Regions from separate parts of the Homo sapiens genome. Here region 1 is linked to region 2. Evidence: chromatin loops called from intact Hi-C (ENCODE). Cell type or tissue: Calu3. All regions are shown on one strand. Each heading gives the region's core, and the rest is flanking DNA. Links, peaks and the distances in the headings are about the cores only. Region 1 overlaps LOC100533997 (MAGEA10-MAGEA5 readthrough). Region 2 has its middle 18 kb from the start of CNGA2.

What was found. Hi-C counts contacts between places; a loop is a spot of excess contacts. Peaks named below come from ENCODE experiments on the same cell type or tissue, not always from the same donor. Only the 100,000 strongest peaks of a DNase experiment are listed, where the experiment ranks them.
Region 1: it touches region 2 in a loop (5-fold over the local background); 2 of 110 quality-filtered maps call a loop at or near these places.

What each region holds. Positions count from the first base shown.
Region 1 is chrX:152,122,797-152,133,337 of GRCh38, forward strand. LOC100533997 (MAGEA10-MAGEA5 readthrough) reads right to left here. Exons shown (of 4, transcript NM_001204811.3): 2 at 6,693-6,817. LOC105373369 (a long non-coding RNA gene) reads left to right here. Exons shown (of 8, transcript XR_007068347.1): 8 at 1-5,398. It overlaps MAGEA10 (MAGE family member A10), which reads right to left. Exons shown (of 4, transcript NM_021048.5): 4 at 10,514-10,541. Among named protein-coding and RNA genes, the nearest start is that of MAGEA10, 11 kb to the right of the region's middle. RefSeq lists an enhancer at 6,005-7,204. In Calu3, for the core only: no CTCF peak of the experiment used is centred there; a DNase peak (open chromatin) is centred at 6,415.
Region 2 is chrX:151,747,660-151,758,666 of GRCh38, forward strand. No RefSeq gene overlaps it. Among named protein-coding and RNA genes, the nearest start is that of CNGA2, 18 kb to the left of the region's middle. In Calu3, for the core only: CTCF peaks have their summits at 2,298 (motif pointing right), 5,908 and 6,108; DNase peaks (open chromatin) are centred at 2,322, 5,892 and 6,582.

The DNA.
Region 1 (10,541 bases), core at 2,417-10,416, 380 kb after region 2:
TGATATTTATGATAAAAAATGTTTTATTAGGGAAAGCCTCAAACATACAGATTAATAGAGAGACTAATATAGTGAACCCAGTGTAGATGACTCTCAGCATCAATAACCTTAACTACACGGCAAACCTGTTTCCAGTTAGACACTCACCTACCAGCACCTAAGCTGCTGGAGTAACGTGGAGCAAGTCTAAGACATCATACGATTTCATCTCTAAATAATTCAATATGATATTTTTAAAAGATAGGGACTTTGTATTAAACAAAAACCCAATATTATTTTCATTTCTAAAAAGTAAATAAATGATTATCAAATGTTCAACTGTTTTACACACTTACCTGGTAGACTTATACTTTATAAAAATTGTGTTTCTTTGTATGAGTACCCAAGTATAATATTATATAGTGATTTTTTGGTCATACTCCTTAAGTCTTCTATCATTTGTAGGTCCCCTCCACATGACCTGTTTTCTTGCCACTGTTTTGTTGTTGTTGGAAAGAAACAGATCTTGTGTTCTTTCCAGTTTTCCATAGTCTGGATTTGGCTGAATACAACACTGTGATGTCCTTTATCATATTCTTTAGCCCTCCATTTCTAGGACTACAAGATGCTCTAGGCTCATTGGGTTTATGCCCTGCCCCAGTCCTAAAATCAGCCATTTCTCCAGAGATCTGGTTCCTTTTAATAGGAAATGGTTCTAGAAATTTACATCTGGGTGCTAGGTGTGCTCATTGCTACTTTTGCTTTTGGTGTTGAATTTACAAACTTTTTACCAAACTTAAAGTAATGTAAATTTTCTCTTATTTTCTTATAGAAGTTGTATAATTTTTGCATTTTGCATTAGGTCTATGATGTAGCTTGAGTTAATCTTTGTGAAATACCTAAGGATTTGTCTAGGTTATTATTATTATTGTTGGTGTATAGATGTCCAATTTTTCATGCACCATTTGTTGGAACAACTATACTTTCAGCATTATTGCTTTGTTATAAATCACCTGAATATATGTGTGCAGGTCTATTTCTGGGCTGTATTCTGTTTTTTTAATATATGTTCTTTATCCATTCACCAAAAGAAATACATCTTGGATGCTTCTATTTTTGGTGATTATGAAATAAGCTATTGTACACATTCACATACAAATTTTTATGTAGGCGTAAGTTTTCAAATCAGTTGGGTAAATACCTAGGCGTAGGACTGCTGAATCTTATCGTAAGACTATGTTCAGTTTTTTTAAGAAAATGCCAAACTGTCTACTTCCAAAGTGGCTGCATCATTTTGCATTTCCACCATCAATGAATGAGAGTTTCTGTTGCTCCACATCTTCACTAGCAATTGGTCTTTTTTTTATCTTAGACATTCTAATAGGTGTATAGTGGTTTCTCATTTTAGTACACAATTCTCTAATGACAAAAGACGTCCAGGACTTTTACTATGCTTATTTGCCATCTGTATATCTTCTTTGGTGTACTGTCTGTTCAGATCTTCAACTATTTTCGTTTATTTTCTATTGTTGAGTTTTAAGAAGTTGTGTATATTGTAGAGACAAGTTCTTTATCACATATGTGTGCTACAGATGTTTTCTGCTAGTCTGTAGCTTCTGTTTTTATTCTGTTAACTCTGTTTTTTGAAGAGCATAAGATTTTTATTTTAATAAAATCCAACTTGGCTAATTTTTCCTTCATTGATGATACTTTTGGTGCTGAATTTTAAAACTCATCATCAAACTCAAATTTGTGTAGATTTTCTCTTACGCTTTCTTCTAGAAGTTGTATGGTTTTTGCATTTTGCATTAGATCTATGACGTATTTTGAGTTGATCTTGTGAAATTTTTAAGGATATGTCTAGGTTATTATTATTATTATTATTATTATTTGTGTCTAGATGTCCAATTGTTCAGGCACCACTTGTTGGAAAAAACTATACTTTTACCATTATTGCCTTTGTTGCAATTCACCTGACTATATGTGTGCCAGTCTGTTTCTGAGCTCTATTCTGTTTTATTAATCTATGTGTTTATTCTTTGCTAATGGTTATGTCCTCTACCGCATTCATATTTTGAATCCCTCAGCTCCAGGGTGTCTGTATTTGGAGATGGGGCCTCTAAGGAAGTAATTAATATTGAAAGAGGTCATAAGGGTGGGGCCTTGATCCCATAAGATTAGTGTGGTTATAAGGGAAGCAAGAAAGCACTCTTGTGCTTGCATGAGTTCTCTCTCTCTCTCTCTCACCCTCTCCCTCCCTCTCTCTCTCACTCTCTCCCTCCCTCTCTCTCTCTCTCCCTCCCTCCCTCCCTCCTTCCCTTTCTCCCTCCCTCCTTCCCTTTCTCCCTCTCTCCATGCACATGCACAGATGAAAGGACAAGAATGAACATAATGAGAATGGGCCATCTACAAGCTGGGAATAAGAAACTGACCCTCCAGTCCTTTATCTGTGACTTTTAGTCTCCAAAACTGTGAAAAAAAATAATTTCTGTTGTTTCAGCTAAATAATCCATGCCATTTTGTTATGGAAGCCAAAGCTGACTAAAACATAACCACAGGTTATAAAACTTTTCTTCTGTTTTCTCCTAGAAAAAAAGTATTTTTGACATTTAGGGCTATGATTCATTTTGAGTTACATTTTTGTATGGGGCAAGGTATGTGCAATGGTTAGTTTTATGTGTTAGCTTTTCTAGGCTATAGTACTCAGTTGTGTGGTCAAACACTAGCCTAGCTGTTGCTGTGAAGGTATTTTGTACATGTGATCAACATTTACAATCGATTTTAAGTAAAGCAGTTTACCTCCATAACGTGGGTGCGCCTCATCCAATCAGTTGAAGGTCTTAAAAGACCGAGGTTTCCTGGAGAAGGAATTCTACCACAAGATTGGAACGTAAAAACGCTGTGTCAGTTTCTAGCCTGCTGCCCTGTCCTACAGATTTTGGATGTATCAGACCTCATAGTCACCTGAGACAATTCCTTAAAATATCTTTCTTTCTCTCTCTCCCTTTATAGATAGATAGATAGAGTATGGATTGAAATTTAGTTTTGCATATGGATATCCAATTGTTTCAGATCAAATTGTTGAATATACTATCATTTCTTTCCTCTAATCTTCATTTGCATCTTTATCAATAATTAGTTGTCTATATATACATATACATGTGGATCCACTCCTGGACTTTATTCTCTTCCATTGATATACTGCTATAATTATGACAGTTCCACACTATACTGATCATTGCGAGTTTATAAGCCTTGAAATGAAGTAGGGTAACTCCCCCAACTTTGTTCTATTTTTTAGTTTTCTTTGACTATTCTAGGGCCTTTGCACATCTATATGAATGTTAGAGTCAGTCTCTCAATTTATATTTTAAAAATCCTGGAATTTTGATTTTTATTGCATTGAATATGTCAAAAACTTTGAGGGCAAATGACATCTTAATATTCAGTCTTTTGACTCATGAATAAAGTGTATGTCTCTGTTTACTTAGATTCTAATTAAATTTATCTCTCTAATGTTTTATAGTTTTCAATGGATAGATCTTATACATCTTCTGTCATATTTATCCATTTAATATTTATTGTCTAATGCTATTTTAAATTGCATTGTTTTTGTCTCAGTTGCCAATTGCTCATTGCTAGTGTAAAAACACAAGTATAATGATCTATATCCAGCAACATTGCTAAACTCTTATTAGTTTTAGAAGCATTTTTTTGATAGATAGAATTGTCCGTATATACTCTTATTTTCTGTAAATAAAGACAGTTTTATTTGTCCCTTTCCAATACGAAGGCCTTTTAAAAAAACTTATTACACTGGACAGAACCTCAGGCACGTTGTTGAACTATTCTTCTCAACACCACCCTTTTCCATGAACTCGTCAGTCTTAGGTTTTAGTTTCCTACATGCAAATATCCTGCGTAATTTCTGGCATGAAAATCTGCCTCATTCACTCTACACTGTTAAAATCCAAGCCTGGGTACCACATCTACTGAGATGAGCATAACCCTACAGTTGAAACAAGACACATAAGATGTCCAGTGGAGCAAATGTATTCACTGGAGTTTGACAGCCTGAATGCAGTGATTTCAGACTGGGGAAAACTGAAACCCCAGGAGACTTCTGTGGACACTTTTCCATTGGTAGGATGGGAAAGTTCCTTGGTGGTATCCAAGTGAGTGGTCTTCAAGATGCATAAGAGAAATTTTTAGGAGTGAAGTAGGATGATTCACATCTACACATATATTTAAATACAGTCAGATTACCTCGGAGAGATTTCCGGTAAGATGTACAAAAACTAGATAATGGTGGGAGAAAACAGAAGGAAGCACTGAAGTGGGGTGACTTTGGGAAAAGGCTTAGAGGAAATACTCTCTCCCTGCCATGTGACCCACCCAAGTTGAACATGGGAGGAAAGGAGCACCGCTACTCAGTTTGGGAAAGCTCTTTAGGAGTGCTAAAGAAATGTCCCCTTTTTCTTCAATCAGAGCATCCTGGCTTTGTCATCAGACTCCCCTCTTCCCTCTCTCCATACCCCTTCCCCCCTCCCACTCACGACAATGTCCTTATAGTGCTTTGTGATGTCTAAGCCCCTCACCCCTCAGAGCCACCATTGGCTGGGTAGTGGCTTGCTGATCCATCAAAGCTCACAGGTATGGCTTTATTGTCACGGTGGAAGGGGGTGTATATATAGGGAGGCCAGGAGGCATGGAGTAGACGATTGAGAGACACTGACATGGTGAAGATGACCAGGAAACCACAAACCTCCAGCCCAGGTGTCAAAGAACAACCACCTGCCAACACCAAAGGGGCAAGGAACAGGAAGGCCCCCTGTCAAACTAAGTCTATAAGTCCTATCAAGGTGAGAGAAGCTCCTCTTAGTCTTCCCCTTGACTCCTCCCTCCCAAGACTCCTACCCTGTCCTACCCTACCCCCACCTCAGCCAGTACCTCTTCTCCTGAAGCCCCTGTTCCCACCCCTCCTCCATTCTCTTCCCCAAAATCAGTCCCCTTCTGTGATCTCCCTGTTGTCCTTTCAGGTTCCTAAGACAACCAGGAAGGGAAAAGGAAACCTTTTAGGGAATTCCAGAAAAAAAAAAAACAACTCTCCCAAAAAAGATCTCTGCTTCAAGAAAACCTGAGGAAGGAAGCGAGCCAAAACTATCCAGCCCCTGTGACCAGCTGAATGAGGAACTTAATCAAAATTAGCCACAGCAGGACCAAAGCAAGGAGACCTCCAACATCCCTAGTGTCTCCCCGGGCAGCCAGTAATTTCAGGGCAAGACCAGAGAACTCAGATTTACCTGAAAAGTCTCCAGAGGTCTAACCCCAAATAAATAGCCAACAGGGTCTAGAGTACGTTTTACACCCCACAGGGTACACCCCACGGTGATCAAAATAAAAAGAACCTGTTGTAAAATGGGGTGTGTGTGTGTGTGTGTGTGTGTGTGTGTGTGTGTGTGTGTGTGTTCTAGGATGGTGGGGAGGGAGGAAGGAGGGGAGAGGTGGGAGTTTGGGAAGGGAGGAAGGTGGGATCCTCTTCAATTTCTTTAAATTCAACTTGCTCTTCTTTCTTTAGTTTCCTAGAGTGAAAGTTTTGGTTATTGATTTTATATTTTATTTTCTAATATAAATATTTAAAATATGCTATACATTTTTCCCAAGGACTACTTTAGCTGAATCCCTCAAATTTTTGTATGTATATTTTTATTTTCATTCAATGTAATGTATATTCTAAAATTATCCTAAGAATCCCTCTTTGATCCATAGATTACTTAGGAGCATATTTTAAAATTTACAACATTTGAGCATTTTTCAGTTATCTTTGTGTTTGATTTTGAGCTTAACTACATTATGGTCTTCAAGAAGCATCTTAAAGAATATGCTTTTTATTATTTCTAATATTTTCAATTTGTAAGGTTTGTTTTATGGCCCAGAATACCATCTAGCTTGGTAAATATTTTATGCACACTTGAGAGGAATGTTTATTCTGCTATAGTTGGATGCGGTGTTTTTGTTTGTTTGTTTGTTTGTTTGTTTTTAATTTTAATCAGGTAATCTATATCCTTCCTGGTTTCCTGCTTACTTTTTCTCTGAAATACTGAGAAACAATTCAGAGAGTTTTGACAAATATATAGTCCCATGAAATCACAACCACAGTGAAGGCGCAAAATATATTCATCATCCCCAAAAGTTTCTTCCTGTGCTTTTGCAGTAAAACCACTCCTTCAGTAGAAGTGACCTGAGGTGAGCAGAAGTGAGCATCTGCCAACCATGAGCACTTTCCCTATTAACAAAGGCAGGTGGGCACAGAAAGTGGCAGTTGCTTTCACACACAGGCAGCATTGAGGAAGAAAATCAGATCAATAGTGTCATAGAAGGCCAGCTTACTGGCCTGGTCATAGGCTGTCCCTCCCTTTCTTGTGTAAGGCCTGCCTCCAAGTCTGGCTCTGCCTTCCTGGCCTCCCTGGCTCAAATGAGTGACTCATACCACCTCACCATCTCCCCTACATCCCCCACATACTGGATTAAGGGCCTTATCACTTTGTTTTGTTACCTCATGTTTCCTCAGCATGTATTCAACAAAAGTTTGCTGGATGAATGAATGAATGAATGAATGAAATTACCAGGCATGAGAATTCACTGATTCAAAGTGTGGAGCCTGCCCCTGTGTGGGCCTCCTGCCTCCATGAAGAAACCCACAGTTCCCTTACCTGTGCTTGCTTCATTTCAGAATTCTTGTGGAAAATACCACGACAGGGTCACTGCAGACTCCTTCTCCTCAGGCCCAAACAGTGTCTTGGAGGTGAGGATGCTCCCAACAGGATAGTGCATGATGCTTTTTGTGGGGAAAAGAAAGAGAGATCAAATTGTTACTGTGTCTGTGTAGAAAGAAGTAGACATAGGAGACTCCATTTTGTTCCGTACTAAGAAAAATTCTTCTGCCTTGGGATGCTGTTAATCTATAACCTTACCCCCAGCCCCGTGCTCTCTGAAACATGTGCTGTGTCCACTCAGGGTTAAATGGATTAAGGGCGGTGCAAGATGTGCTTTGTTAAACAAATGCTTGAAGGCAGCATGCAGGTTAAGAGTCATCACCACTCCCTAATCTCAAGTACCCAGGAACACAAACAGTGCGGAAGGCTGCAGGGACCTCTGCCTAGGAAAGCCAGGTATTGTCCAAGGATTCTCCCCATGTGATAGTCTGAAATATGGCCTCGTGGGAAGGGAAAGACCTGACCATCCCCCAGCCCGACACCCGTAAAGGGTCTGTGCTGAGGAGGATTAGTATAAGAGGAAGGAATGCCTCTTTGCAGTTGAGACAAGAAGAAGGCATCTGTCTCCTGCCTGTCCCTGGGCAATGGAATGTCTCGGTATAAAACCCGATTGTATTTTCCATCTACTGAGATAGGGGAAAACTGCCTTAGGGCTGGAGTTGGAACATGCGGGCAGCAATACTGCTCTTTAAGGCATTGAGATGTTTATGTGTATGCATATCTAAAGCACAGCACTTAATTCTTTACCTTGTCTATGATGCAGAGACCTTTGTTCAGGTGTTTATCTGCTGACCTCTCCACTATTGTCCTATGACCCTGCCACATCCTCCTCTCTGAGAAACACTCAAGAATGATCAATAAATACTAAGGGAACTCAGAGGCCTGCGGGATCCTCCATATGCTGAACGCTGGTCCCCTGGGCCCCCTTATTTCTTTCTCTATACTTTGTCTCTGTGTCTTTTTCTTTTCCAAGTCTCTCGTTCCACCTAACGAGAAACACCCACAGGTGTGGAGGGGCAACCCACCCCTTCAGCTTTTTGCATTGCATCCCACATGTTCTGTCAGTTTAACAATGAAGGGTGCCATCTTCACAGGGTTTCCATCCAACTTGCCCATGTCCACACCTTTGGCCAGCCCTCTACCCCAGACAGTGTCTGGTGGCAACACAGGCCAGTGATTGCAGTCCCAAGACACCTGTCCCCTTGTATGCCAAGAGCTCAGAAGACACAGGAGGCCATCTGAGTCAGGGACACCAGCTGGATCATTTTCAAGGCATGTCCACACAAGCCCTTCATCTGCAGAGTCTGAGCTGATTAGTCCCAGGTCACTTTTCCTCCAATTTCCCCTCCATGCAGCCCCACTACCACCTTCCACTGATCATTGGCATTCCTGGTGAGTCTCAGCTGTTGATCATCAGTCAGCAACCCACACACATAGCCCAACCTCTATGGAGGTTCCCCAGGGGATAATTCATCAGCTCAAGTAGGCATAAAGACAGGTCCCAGCCCTGGGATGCTGGCAAGGGTGCACAGGACCACTGGAGTGGTCAAGAGAGGTAGCTCACCCAGAATGATGCAGGGAGCCAGCCATACTCTTCCTGACAGAGGGAGGGGAATCTTGAATGAGCATAAGGTGTCCAACATGCCGCTGATGCATTCAGCCAACAGGCCTGCCCATTCAGATCACACAGCCACATCCTGTTGATGATGATAGTGTCCAGATTTCTCAAGCCTATCCCTGTTTGTTGCCGTGTCCTCCTTCACCACTTCCCACTTCTCTCCCTCAGGTCTCTGCCCCCACCGGGCTGAAATCTGGATTCAGAGCTCTCAGTGGCAGCCTGCCTGGGGCTCTGTGGACTTGATTTCACATGTGGTCTCTCTCGTGGACTCTGGTAATTGCTCTTCCCTGCATCCTCCTAATGCCCCTTGCCAGCCGAGGGTGTCCTGTCTGCTCTCCTTCCCCGGCTCCTGACTAAATCCTTTGAAAGCAGAGGAGAAGTTGAAAGGCCCTTTCAACATAAATTTCTACATAAATTTGACTTTGGGCACTGATATTTAGACATCTGCTATAAGAGAGATTTCCAGGAATGGGACAGAACACTCAGAGTACTTCTGCAGAGTGTAGGCATGCTCTGTGTCACAGGGTGAGCAGGCGATTCTAGGCTTCTCTACTGTGTTCTGGGCACAGCCTTTAGCAGAGACCACAGTGACAAGCTAGGCAGCAATCCAAGTTCCAGATTTGGGTAGGAGGGAACACTGGGGACAACCAGGGGAAGGGTGCTGTAATGTGGGGAAGTGCTGGCTCTGAACAGAAATGCCAGCTCCTGGGTACAGTCAGCTCTCAAGGAACCCTGGGGATTGACACAGTAGGTCCCTGGATTAATAAGGTCCACAGGCCACCCTGAAATGGTGTTTGATTCTCATTGTCACCTTCTCTAGGCCTACGACTGCTACCTTGGCCTCAGAGTCCCTATTTTTGTCACCTGAGAGACATGGTACAGTGCTGAGAAGAGAAATGAAGTACTATTCAAGAGGTCGGCCTCAGGCTGGGAGGAGTGGGAACAGCATGGGCTCTACAGGAATTCAGACCCACCAGGAGTCTGGTTCCAGCCCTATTCCTTACTAGCCATGTGATTCTGGGAAATGCCCAAGTCCTGTGAGCCTTGGGTTCTTTATCTGTGAAGCAGGTGTGATAAGCCCTGTCCATTAGGACTACTGGAGTGTGTGCAATATAAGTGAAGAACCTGGCTCAGGGCCTGGCATAGTTAGAAGTTTAATGAATGGCAGATGGCTGTTATTTCTAATATTATTTGACCTCAGACCCCACCACAGTCTTCTCTGGAATTTTTGTCATTGTTATCCAGTACATCTCAGAATATGCAGCTCAGTGGAACATGGAATCCCAAATCAGTCACAAATGTTGCTTCACATATAAAACTCAGTAAATTTTCCCTCTTAGAGGATATATTTTCAACATTTCATGTGCAGGAGTTTCTCCCTGCTGGATGCTGCTCAAAGTTCATGGAATTTGAGTCAAGTATCAACTCCTTCCCTCTCTCCAAGGTTCTTTTCCATCCAAATCATGATTTTCATTCATTTCATCACCACTCAAAATCTAGCCCTTGCTTAGTGTTGTTCAAATTACACTAAAAATAACCCAATTAAAATGTTTCTCTAATGGAGTCAGCTAACTTCTAGGCATCAATTCATAGGCTTATTTATTATGAGATCCTTATCTCTCAGGAGACCCTTGCATATGATGGGTATCTATCACCTAGTTATTTTTTTAATTTAATTAGGAGTTCAACTGCACTGAGACAAGAGTGCAGAACACCTTCCATTCCTGCCCCAGGTGGACTCCTCTCTGTTCATCCACCACCCAAAAGGAACTGCTCAGAGCAGTTTTACATCCCAGGATTTGCTCTGTCAACTATGTGAGGCTCTGACCCTGGCACCACCCAGCTTCTTTGGATTCATCTTCACCAGAAGGAACTGCAGTTTCTCAAAGCCCCAAAAGTCCTGGCTCAGAGGATGTACGTGACCACTCTCACCTACAGCCCAATACCCTCACCCCGTCTTACTTTTCTTCTGGGTCTTAGAGGACATCTTGCCACCTTGTTACTTGACTGCAGCCCCTAGACTCTACCACCCTATGGGTAAAGGTGGTTCTGGCTTAACATTTCCACTACAGACCCAGGGCCTTCCACAGACCAGATGCTCAGTGGATGTTTGGGGAAAAAATGCACTAGTGAGCAAAGGTTTCATTTATTACAGTTTAATTTCGACT
Region 2 (11,007 bases), core at 1,335-9,334:
AGCCAGCTCCTTGCCAATAACCTCATTGCTAAGGTTGCACTGAGTTCAGTTTTTACCGTGTCTTGGAACCAGGACAAAATGTAATTTTTGCAGGCGTAAGATGGTACTGGGGCCAGAAACAGGGGGATGACTGCATTGAAATTTTTTGCCTTGATTTCAGCAAGAAATCTTCAGTGTTCTCCCTGGAGCCTGGTTCACCATCAGCCCAGCCCCAACAGGTGCCTGATTTCCAGCCCACATCATGGGATGGACATTGTGTCTTGGATTTGGTTTTCCCCAGGGCAAGGCAGGCACCTTCTCTGGACCACATGGGGAGCTCATTGGTTCAAGACACAGACTCCAGGGCTCAGCTCCCACCCTCTTCCAGTTTTCTTTTCCCCAGATATCCTTGGGCCCACTCTCTCATAACTTTTTGCCATGTCTCGAATGTCTATGTTCTCTTCAGCTTTCAGGTATTTTCTTTTATTTTTTAAATAAAATTAAATCCAAATTTTATTAAGGATTTCAAGTTACATACTTCAAATTTCTACAATGGAATGGAATCATTTTGGAACTGGAAAAGTGGCATAAACACTGACATCCCTTGAAACTACAATTTTATAAAGAAAATTCTGCAAACCACATCCCCATTATGTAACAAGACTAGGCATTATCTACACCTTCACTTTGGCAATAGCTATTTCCCAAAATAATGAAAAAGGTGATTTTGCTACTTCAGTTCATTAAAAACGGGATTCTATCTTTAAGGTTCAGAAAAAGCTGCATTTAGATGAACTATGGTTACCCGCTCCCCCCACCCCCCAAAAAAAAGAGAGCACAGAGTGTCTAAGCAAAGCAAAGGAAGTCATTTTGAAAATAAAGAGAGAAAAGCTATTATAATTGGTTAAGGATTTCCAGTAGTAAGTGAAAATCTCAGGAGAGGAATGGATAGCACTACAAACAATGTGTTCACATTCCAAGTCCTTAACACTAACTTTCTCTGTTCTGGATCTGGGCAAGCAGCACTCTGTTAGATCTTTGCGTGGCTCCTAATTTTATAGAAGTGGATGGATGCACTATTTCACAAGGTCTAAGAGTTTTTTTCAGATATTTTTGATGACTGTACTGTAGTAAATACTATAGGGATAGCACTATAGTATTGTAGTCATGAGACTAAAGTGGAAAAAAGACTATTTTTGACAAAAGATGCCATTAAATTTCAGACTATAGAGCCACATTTACAATATCTCAGGCTAATTACTGTTAATTTTGGGGTTGAACTTTTTTTTTTTTTTGACAACAGCGAGGGTGGACTATTGGATTGTCATTAGAGGAAGGTCTAGATTTCCTGCTCTTAATAAAATTACATTGAATTCATTTTTAGAGGTGATGAAAACTTCCTTTTTGAGAAGTTAGTGTTCAGGTCTTGGAATGCTTTCAGGTATTTTCTCATGCTGTTCCCTCTGCCTGGATTACCCTTTTCTGCCACTTTTTCTTCTGAGATGAAATTCACAGGCCCCTTCTCCGAGTCCTGCCACAGCTTTCTATGTGAGACTCCCTTGCACACTGGTCTGCAAGTGTCTGTTTAGCAATAATATATTCTCATCTAAAGACAGTTTGTTCATTGAGAAAAGGATGAAGGAACAACAGAAGGAATATCTGTGCAGCTTGTCGTGTGTGTGTGTGTGTGTGTGTGTGTGTGTGTGTGTGTTTGTGCGCGTGTGCCTGTGTGAGGATCTGGATGTCAGCCTAGGCAGTGTCTGTCTCTGGCCAGCCCCTCACCCACCCTCTCTCCGGTTGTTTTCTCTGTAAGAGCGTGACTCTCCTGTCTGTTGCTGGCCGCCGCCCCCGCCTCTCTCCTATAACTGGCTGTAATATAGGAACTGAAGTACGTTTTCCATTATGTGTTGGATTTATTCAGCACAGCCTGATGTTTCCTGCTCTTGATTTTAAAATGTTTAAATTGGAATGTTTTTTATTTTCATTTGAAAATACCCATTGAAGGTAAATTGCTCTATTTGCATATGGCCATCAATTGCTTTTCTCTGCATTGGTGACCTTCTATACAAAACAAAAGTCCCCTCTCCTGCGCACCACACTCCTTCTTCTTTTGGTGTGACCTGTGGTGGTCCTTGCCTGGCCAGCCCAGCCTGAGTCCAAGCCTCAGAAGCATCTATTCCTTGGTCTGGAGCTTAAAGTTAGTCTGACCATTTATCCCCTCCCTTCGGTGAATCCGAGGCAGAGGGTCTCTGTCTTCTGTTTAGCCTGGAAACAAGGAAGCCCCCAGTGCACAGAGATGGGGAACCCTACCACCAGAGGGCGCATGAACCTCAGGAAAGGGTGGTGGGCTCCACTCTGCGAACCCTCCACCCAGCAGAGGACTGAGCAGGGCCGGTTGAGGCAGTTAGGTGGCTGCCCCCCGGGGCCTTGCAGAGCTATTGGACAAGGTCTCTTTCCCATTGTGCCCCACTGTGGTCCCTTTGAAGGCCCTCAGAGGTTCCTGGGTGTCAAGGCCAATGCCCAGTACAAGTTTCTTCATGCTAGGTACCCAGACTCTGCTGGAGACTGGGGAAGGAGAGAATGTCAGGGTGGAATTACAGGGAGACTTGAGCACTATGGTTGTCATTACTTATTGTATTCAGAAAAAAAAAAAAATACTAGAAGTCTAAAAAACCCTTGATGTTATGGATAAGATTGGTTAGCATGGAGCTAATGTCAGCCTACTTAAAATTGACATAAATAAAATTATTATATAAATAATTGTTCCAGTGTCACATGAAGGTAGTACACAGATGATTGTGTACATTTAGCCAAATACCTACTTGATGCCACCATGGTATTTGAAAAGTAACACCACCATAACTCACCCTTTGGTGTTTCCTAGAGAACCTGCTCATCTTCCCATGTTGGTCATGGCACGTCTGTCCTTCAGGTTGCTCAGGCCAAAGCTCCTGATGTAATCCTGGATCCTTCTCTTTTCTTCATCCACTGCATCCAATCAGCCAGAAAATACCCTGTCTGCATAACTTTTCAAAGTCCAGTTAGAATCCATGCACCTCTCCCACCTCCGCCACTCCCGCCCTCGTGCAGGGCTCTCTCCTGGATGACTGCAGTCGCCTCCAGACTGGTGTCCCTGTTTCCACCTTTGCTCCCTCCCCTCCAACCCACTCTCCATCTAGCCAGCAGAGTAGTCAAAAGCAATGAAAGTCATGTCTCATTCTGCTTACATTCTTTTGGGGTCTTCCATTACTCTTATAATAAAATTCAAACTCATGGCTTGGTCTCCAGGTCCTGTTGCACAGCGCCCGCCAGCATCCTTGGCCTCACCTGCTTTCTCTCCTGGCCTCTTCTGGAGTCAGGTCCTCCAGTCTCCTCTGAGTTCCTCAGACACACCCAGCTTCTCTGTCCCTTGGCAGCCTTGCGCTTGCTGTCTTTATGTGTTGCTCTCTTTTCCTCTGGAACTTCTGTGACTGGCTTCTTGTCCTCAGGACTCCACAATGAAAAGAGCCCCCAGCCTCCCAGTCATGCTGATCTCGGCACCCTGTGAGGTTTTCCTAACAGCACTTAGCACCCTCCACAATCTTCTTGTTCATTGGTTTCCTTGTTTATTGCTTGTTTCCCCAATTAGAATGTCAGCTCCCTGAGATAGACCTTTGTGCTGGCCCCCACTACATCTGTAGCACCTAGAGCAGCTACTGGTACCTCAGTGTTCTGTACATGCCCAATACTGGGAACTTCTTAGGGGCTGGCCTCCTCTTTTTTCTCTAATGGACTAAACCCCATATCCTTAGCTGCTTCTCTCTGCCCATCCTCATAGCCCTGCAGGTTTTGCTCACACAAAACTCCTTGGTATTCCGTAACCCAACTGGAGCTGTCCCACGAGAAACTCGGCTTACACCTACTTCTATCCCTACATCTGTCTGCAACATTCCTCTAATCCTTCAAAGTCACCTCTAATGTCACCTCCCTCCCAAAGCCTTCTTTGATCCCCTATAAACAAGTGTGACTCAGCTATCATCTGTATTTGTGGCTTTCCCCCTTCCTTGCTCCTGGAGGATGGGGCTGTGTGAGATTCATGCTACCCTCCTATAGCCAAAGCTACTTGCAAGAGGGTATGTGTGTGGAGGAGGAGAGTGGGTGTGGACTTGGTCCCCAGGGAGCTCTGCTGAGGTAGAGCTCCCCAGTTGAACAGGGAGCTGGGGTAGGCAGGCATGGGGTACCAGCTGGCCCCAGCAGGAGGAGTGGTGTGCCATACTGGCTGTGGGTTCAGTGGCAGGTCAACTTCCCCCTGGCAGAGACTGAGCTGCCAAGAACTAAGTGATTTTGCTTCTCTCTGAGGCAGACATTTCCCTGGAAGGACAATCTAGCCCTGATTTAGGACCTGAAACCAAGCCAGTTACAGTTAGCCTGACGGGGAGGGTGATGAAGATGCCTTTCTAGATAAAATGTTTGCTAAGCCCAGGTCCAAAAGGGACTCAATGCTGTGGCTGGGACCAAGGCCACGCTTAGAGAGGGCCCGTAGGAACACTGGCCTGGGAGCCCTGTAACCTAAGCTTGGTCCTGTTCCACTCCCATTTTCTGGGGACTTGGACTATTCTATTCCTGGAAATCTGGAACATAGCACAGTAGGGTAGCTGGGGAAGAGGACAGTATCCAATAGAGCCTCTTTCCTTGGCTTCCCTAGGCTTGAGGAAGACCCTGCTCTTTCCCAGCACTGCCAGCCTAACTGCATATTCACATGACTCAAACTGGGCAGTGCTAAGGGGGCCTCAGCAAGCTTCTGTCTTGTCTTCTTTGGACAGATTTGTCCCTGGAACGTGATATTTGCCCAGGGTCTTGAAAGATGCAGAGGAGCTCGATGGGCAAGCAGGATGAGATGCCAGGTCCCACAAGCCAAGTGAGCAAGAGTGTTGAAGAGCAAGACCAATGGCCTCAGTCTGTGGCCAGGAGGGGGTTCAGTGGAGCATGAACCTAACTCTCTCCTGGGCTCTACAGATCCTGGAGTTAAAGTGATCTCAGTGGTGAACTGAACAAATTTCTTTCCCTTTTGGGTTCAGTTTCCCACTTATTTTAAGAAAGGAAGTTCGCAGGCCGTTTGCAGCCCTCCTGGGGAGTCAGAGGATAGATTCGTCTTACCTCAGCTTGTACACTTGCATCATTCAAGTTTGTCTAAGCTCAAACTTCCAGCCAGGACTTTGGAGTTGCCAGTTTCTACGGATCAATGTTTTTAATTAGATTGGGTTTCTTGTTTCTCCTTTATTGAATCGGGTAAGCAAATTAAATTGGGCAATTTGTTGTTAGGTCATTTAAGTGCCAACTGGGTTTCATAACCTGGGTTTGTGCCATATCCAAGTGCCTCCAACTTCTTCCTGGAGTGGTGGAATCAGAGGCCAGCTGGAGGTGTAGGCATCCTAGGGAACCGTAGGCGTGGGTCTCTGGCTCTTGAGGGTCTGAGTCCCTGGGGCATAGACCCACTCTCTTTGTTGGTCTAGAAAGGCAAGGTGGATGGTCACAGGGGCTCAGGACTGAAGCTGGATGGGAACAGTGGTGAGATAATAATCAGGAGTTCCCAGGGTTGCCTGTGGACAAGGCACTTCCTTGAACCCGTAGCCTCTGTTTTGTTATCTATATAACGGGTAAGGTCTCTGGAGACCCTTCTGTTCTGGCATTCTGTTGCACTCTGGCTCTGTGAAGGTGGAATCTGCTCCACCAAGATATAGCTTGTTTGCCTGGTGCTGGAGGGGGCACAGCTTTCGGGATCCGAGTCTTGGAAGGCCGACTGAAGTGGGCTGGGCAAGAGGCCTGGGTGGGGCAGCAGCCTGGGCCAGGTCTGGACAGCGCCTGGCTGACCAAGCTAAGGCTGCCTCGGGCTCCAGACAGCTCGCCCTGCTGCTGTTCCACCTCCGGCCGTAAAGAATGGTGGGGACGCTCTTGCACCGCGATTCGAGCGCACCGTTGGGCTTGCCAAGCCCTTGCTCAATCTCCACGTAGCGGGAGCTTTTTTGCACGACCTGTACTCCAGGAGTGGGAGCGCCCCAAGACCCTCTGGCGAAGAAAGAATTTGAGCAGGGCAGCTGCAGGCACAGGGCATGGCAGGAGGAAGCTCTTCAGCGCCTGCCTCAGATCTCCTCATCTCCACATCCCCCTTGGAGCCTTTGCCCTCACCCTCTCCTCTCAATGGCCACATTTGCCAACTACACGGTGCCACCCTGCAGGGTTTTTGTCGGCAACCCATTCCATCTCTTGCCCAAAGAAAGGGAGGAGGGTTGAGCTGTAGGCCATTCACCTCTGGGACCTGTTCTGAGAGAGGGTAAGGCTGGGACTGCTAGGCCACCTTCCTGGCTCCTGGAGATACAAGAGTGAGGAGGCAGGTCTGCAGACAGGCTGCCCAAACCTGTTGAATTCAGGGAGGTAGTGACAAGATGTGACAGGCGAACAGGGACAATGGCTGGAGGGCTCCAGCAGGGGCTAGGGACAGGTATTCAGGGCATCGGGCTTGGTAAATAACATTAACAAGGCAGCAACTTGAGCAGGCAAATTGGTAATGCAGACAGGGCTCCGTGACTGTGCTGGCTGGCTGCCTGTGAGTCACCTCTGTGGATCGATTTAATTGCTGAGCACTTGGATATGCAATGTGCTTAGAGAGGCTGAGTTGAAGCCCCGCCTCAAAACCAGTGCAACAATTTGGGTGTACTACCAGTGGCCCAGGAGCATTGCTTCCTCAGGCCAGGCCCGGAAGCCTTAGCTCATGTCTCTCCCCTTTTCTCTCTCTTTTGTAAGCACTGGGTCCCTCAGGTTTCAAGGTGAAACAGACTTCTTTTCTAAAGCCACCCTGATCTGGGGGGTCTCTAGAGATCTCCCCAGCCCCATTCAATCAAGTCACCTCTTGTTGCTTGATTGCATTGTCTCTGTCCAGTGCCTGACCCAGAGTAGATGCCAACAAATATTTTTAAAAGAATGGGAAAACCAGTGTATTTCTTGATTTTTTTCAGGTGCTTGCTGTTTTCTATTATGCCTATGAAATAAAAATACAGCCCTTTAGGAAACAATGTTGTGTCCGGTGTGTCCATAGCATAGCAGACGTTTCAGAGAATAGACCAGTTTTGTGCAGATGTGGACTGAGGGCTAGGTGGGGGAGTAAAGAATCTGAGAAACAGGAACTCTGCCAGCATCTCATTTTACAGGCACGGTCTTGTTCTTCCTTTTCTGCTCTGACCATGTGGAACAGAAAACAGTTTTCCTTGGCTCAAAGACAAGGCAGGCGAGGCAGTGACTGTGCGTAAACGTGCCGAGAGCTAACTGTACCTGTTATGGAACAGTTTCAGGTACTGTGTGCAGAAAGGAGTGGAGTGTGCGGTTCAAAACACCGGCTGCTGTGGTCATGCCAACCCAAAGTTGCTCCTGAACCTCAAAGTGATAGCATCCCCAGACTGAGCCACTGTGGGCCGGAAACCCAGGTTTCTGGTGGGTTGTTTACCCAATTGCGGAGATAACATCATAGCCAGATGGAGTAAGTCCTGATTGGTGACATTTGAGGATTTTGAGATGGAGCTGGCTAAAACTTGATTTTTCTATTTTCAAATCTTGTCATGTATTGAATCGTTTTCGAATGGCATGAAAATCTTATTTAGTGGTTAATATCTGCCCATTATTTTAAGAGTAGTTTTCATAACCAGTGACCATCACTAGATCAGGGCCACTAGTAAATCACTAGTACTTTGAATTACTGGCCCTACAAAGCCACAGCTTGGAGTTGGAAGCAGCTTTTCTCTGCTACTCAAAGGGGTGGTGACTGTACTGAGTGGCCAGCTTTGAGATTACTGCCATACACACTCCTGGGTTCTACCTGGCTTCCGCTCTGGGGATTCAACCTAGACCTAGGGCTGGGCCGAGACCTCCGCCTCCCCCATTGTGGGATTGAGGGGCGTGGAGGTGAGGTAAGGCTGTGGCCAGCTCTGAATGGAGAAAGGAATAAGAAAGGAAGGAGAGAGGGAGAGAAGGAAGGCAAGAAGAAGGGAAAGAGGAAAGAAGAAAGGAGGGGAGGAAATAAGGGAGGAAGAGAAGAAGAAAAGAAGAGAGTGAGGGAGATATCTGGGACCCTATCCTGGCAACTTATGGCGGCAGAGTGATGACAGGTGGAAAAGCTTAGCTGACTCTCATGCCAGGCCAACATGCAGAGCTTGGTGTTCAGCTTTGCTGGGTGGCAGGGCTCACTCGGAGGGGGCATGAAAGGGTCACTGGTGGAGTGGAAGGGGTCTTGGCAGGTCATGAGCTGGCTCCCCTCTGCTGGGGAAATGCCACAAGGACTCTTGAGAGACAAGCGGCAGGCCATTGTCATGTTCCTTTTGAAATGGGTCTTCCCAGGCTTGGATTTGGTCACCCCTCACAATTGGGTCACAGATGCCATCTGCAGTGGCACTCCTTGCCTTTACCTTTCTTTGCTCCCCTTCCAACTCCTTTCTTTTTGTGCTTCTCTCTCCTCTCTTTGCTCTCTTGCTCCTCTTCCTCCTGCCCCTCCTCCTTCCTTGCTTCTTTCTCCCTCTGTGGCTCTCTCATCTGCTTTCCCTCCTCCTCGCCCTTTCTTCTGTTCCTCCTTTTGCCTCTGAGACCACTCTTCCCTCCTCTCCCCCTTTTGCTTCCCCTTTTCTCCTCCCTGCTTTATCTCCCCCTCTAAAGCTCGCTTTTTCCTTCCCCCATGTCATTCTTTGTCCCCTCCCCAGGCACTTTTTTCTCTGTCCTCCCGAATCCTCCCATCCTCCTCTTCTCTGTCTTTCAGGATGGCTCAGCCATCTTTTCCTGCTGCCTGCCTCTCTCCTCCCTATGGCTCTGTCTTTTCCAGCAGCCTAGTCCCTGCTTCTGCCTCACCTCTCATCATCCCTCTTCCCTTCTCACAGTTCTTGCTCCAGCTTATCCTCCAAGCCCCTTCTCTTCCCTTTCCTTCTCAGTCTGTCTCCTCCCTATGTTTCAGGCTTCTAGCCCACCCTTCTTCCTCCCAGCTCCCAGCATCCCAAGCAGCAGACTCCTGGGACCAGCCTCTGGATCCAGTGGTACATGAAGCGGGAGAAAGGAAGGTAGTAGAAGGATATAGCCTCGACAGACTTTGCACTGAGCTGAAGGCATTGGACCCAGAAAAGCCACCAACCCTCCCCAGTCATATTCCCAGGCCAGGGCAGCTCCTAGAGATGTTACACACAGATCATCATTTCTGCCATTGCACCAAAACCTGCTAGAGGATGCTGGCAATGGCTTTCTGGGGACTCGCAGAGTCTCAAGGGAGTGGACATGGTGGTGGCTGCACAAACATTGTCTTAAGTGTCCCATTATACAGCTGGGGACTCTGAGCCCTACATTCAGAAAGTTAAAGAACTGGGATCAGAAGTCAAAGTTAGGAATAACAGAGCGAGATTCTTCGCCTGTGGAGTCTGCACACATGTATCAGAGATGTGGGGACACATGTGTGTTTGTGTGTTAAGTGATTTTCTTAGCATGTTTCACACCCATGCCCACACACCCCTACACCCACAGCCACTCTTCAACCTTGTGATACAAGTGGAAAGTGAATTTGTGCTATTTCTGAAAGACGAATTTAATATTCAGGGAAGTACGAGCTCCGGGAGATTTATGTTGGAGTCCTGAATGGAAGTGATATTGGGCAAGACTAGGCCACAGTGTCCCCATTTTCAACAGAAGACTGGACTAAATGGTCTCCAAGGGTTTTCTAGCTGTGGTGATTTTGGCCCACCACAGGCCCATTTTGCTCCAGACACTATACGTGTGTGGTTTCCTTTAAGCCTGGCATTAAGTCAACAAGCTAGATTTCTCCATTTGTACATACAACAGCCAAGGTACAGGGAGCTTAACTAATGGGCCCTAGAGTCCCAGTAAGTGAAAGATCTGGGATTGGAACATGGGTCTGCTTGGCTCCAGACCTCACTTATCCTGTGCATCAAGGCAATTTCTGACGGAGTTGGTCCAGGGATCTGGGACTCAGGGCTCTTGTCAGGCAGCAGCAGTTTGACCAGTGGAAAGGCAAATTAGACTGGGACAAAGCTGCTCAAGGGAGATGGCTGGAGCTGTTTTCCTTCTGTCCCTGCTACAAGCTGGGGAGTAGGGAGCCTTCACCCAAGATAACATGTGTTTAATCATTGTTTCAGTGATAGCAGAGGCTCTTAACTTTCGGTTAATCACTTGCTGTTCCCACTGCCTGGATGCTCTGTCCCCTGATCTCTGCATTACTGTCTCCTTCTGGACACTCAATCATCCACCTGAATGTCTGGTCGCCCAGTCTGAAGTGTCCATGCAGCTACTCTCTGCCACATCACCTTTTGTTAAATCTCTGGCTAGCACCACTCACTCATATTGTCCTCCTTTATTTCTGTGATTGTTCAAATTCTCCTCTCTCTCTCCACTGAATAGTGTCAGATCATGTTTATCTTGTGTCTGGTTGTACCCCCAAGGCCTGGCACTGTGCTTGGCACCCAGCAAGAAATCAGTGAAAGTTTATTGTGTGAATGATGCCCCAGTGGCAAATAGTGACAAGAACCCAGCACCAGCAAAGTGTTTGGTCATTCTGCGCTGGGTGATGGGGACACCGATGACAATTCCACCAACTTCTTGCCCTCCAGGATTTCCAACATAGTGGAAAGACAGACCTGGTCACAGATCACTGGGGTCCTGTGCTCTATGCTGTGTACTGTGAGAGCCAGACTTATAAAAGGTGCTGCCAAGTCTAGGGCACATTGTAACTGTCTCTGTCTGGGAGAATTAGGGAAGATATTGAAGGTTGAGTCGTTTTTCAGGCAGAGAACCAGGACAGGACATTTCTAGAAAAGGAAACAGTATGAGAGGAGGGGAGAGGTAAACAGGTTTCCCGCTAAGACAGGAGTCCATGTCAAGGGCTCCATTAGACAGGAAGGCACACATAGACTGTGTGGGATGACCTGGCTTGTAGAGGAAATGTTAGAAATACCAGCTTCAGGCCGGGCGCGGTGGCTCACGCCTGTAATCCCAGCACTTTGGGAGGCCGAG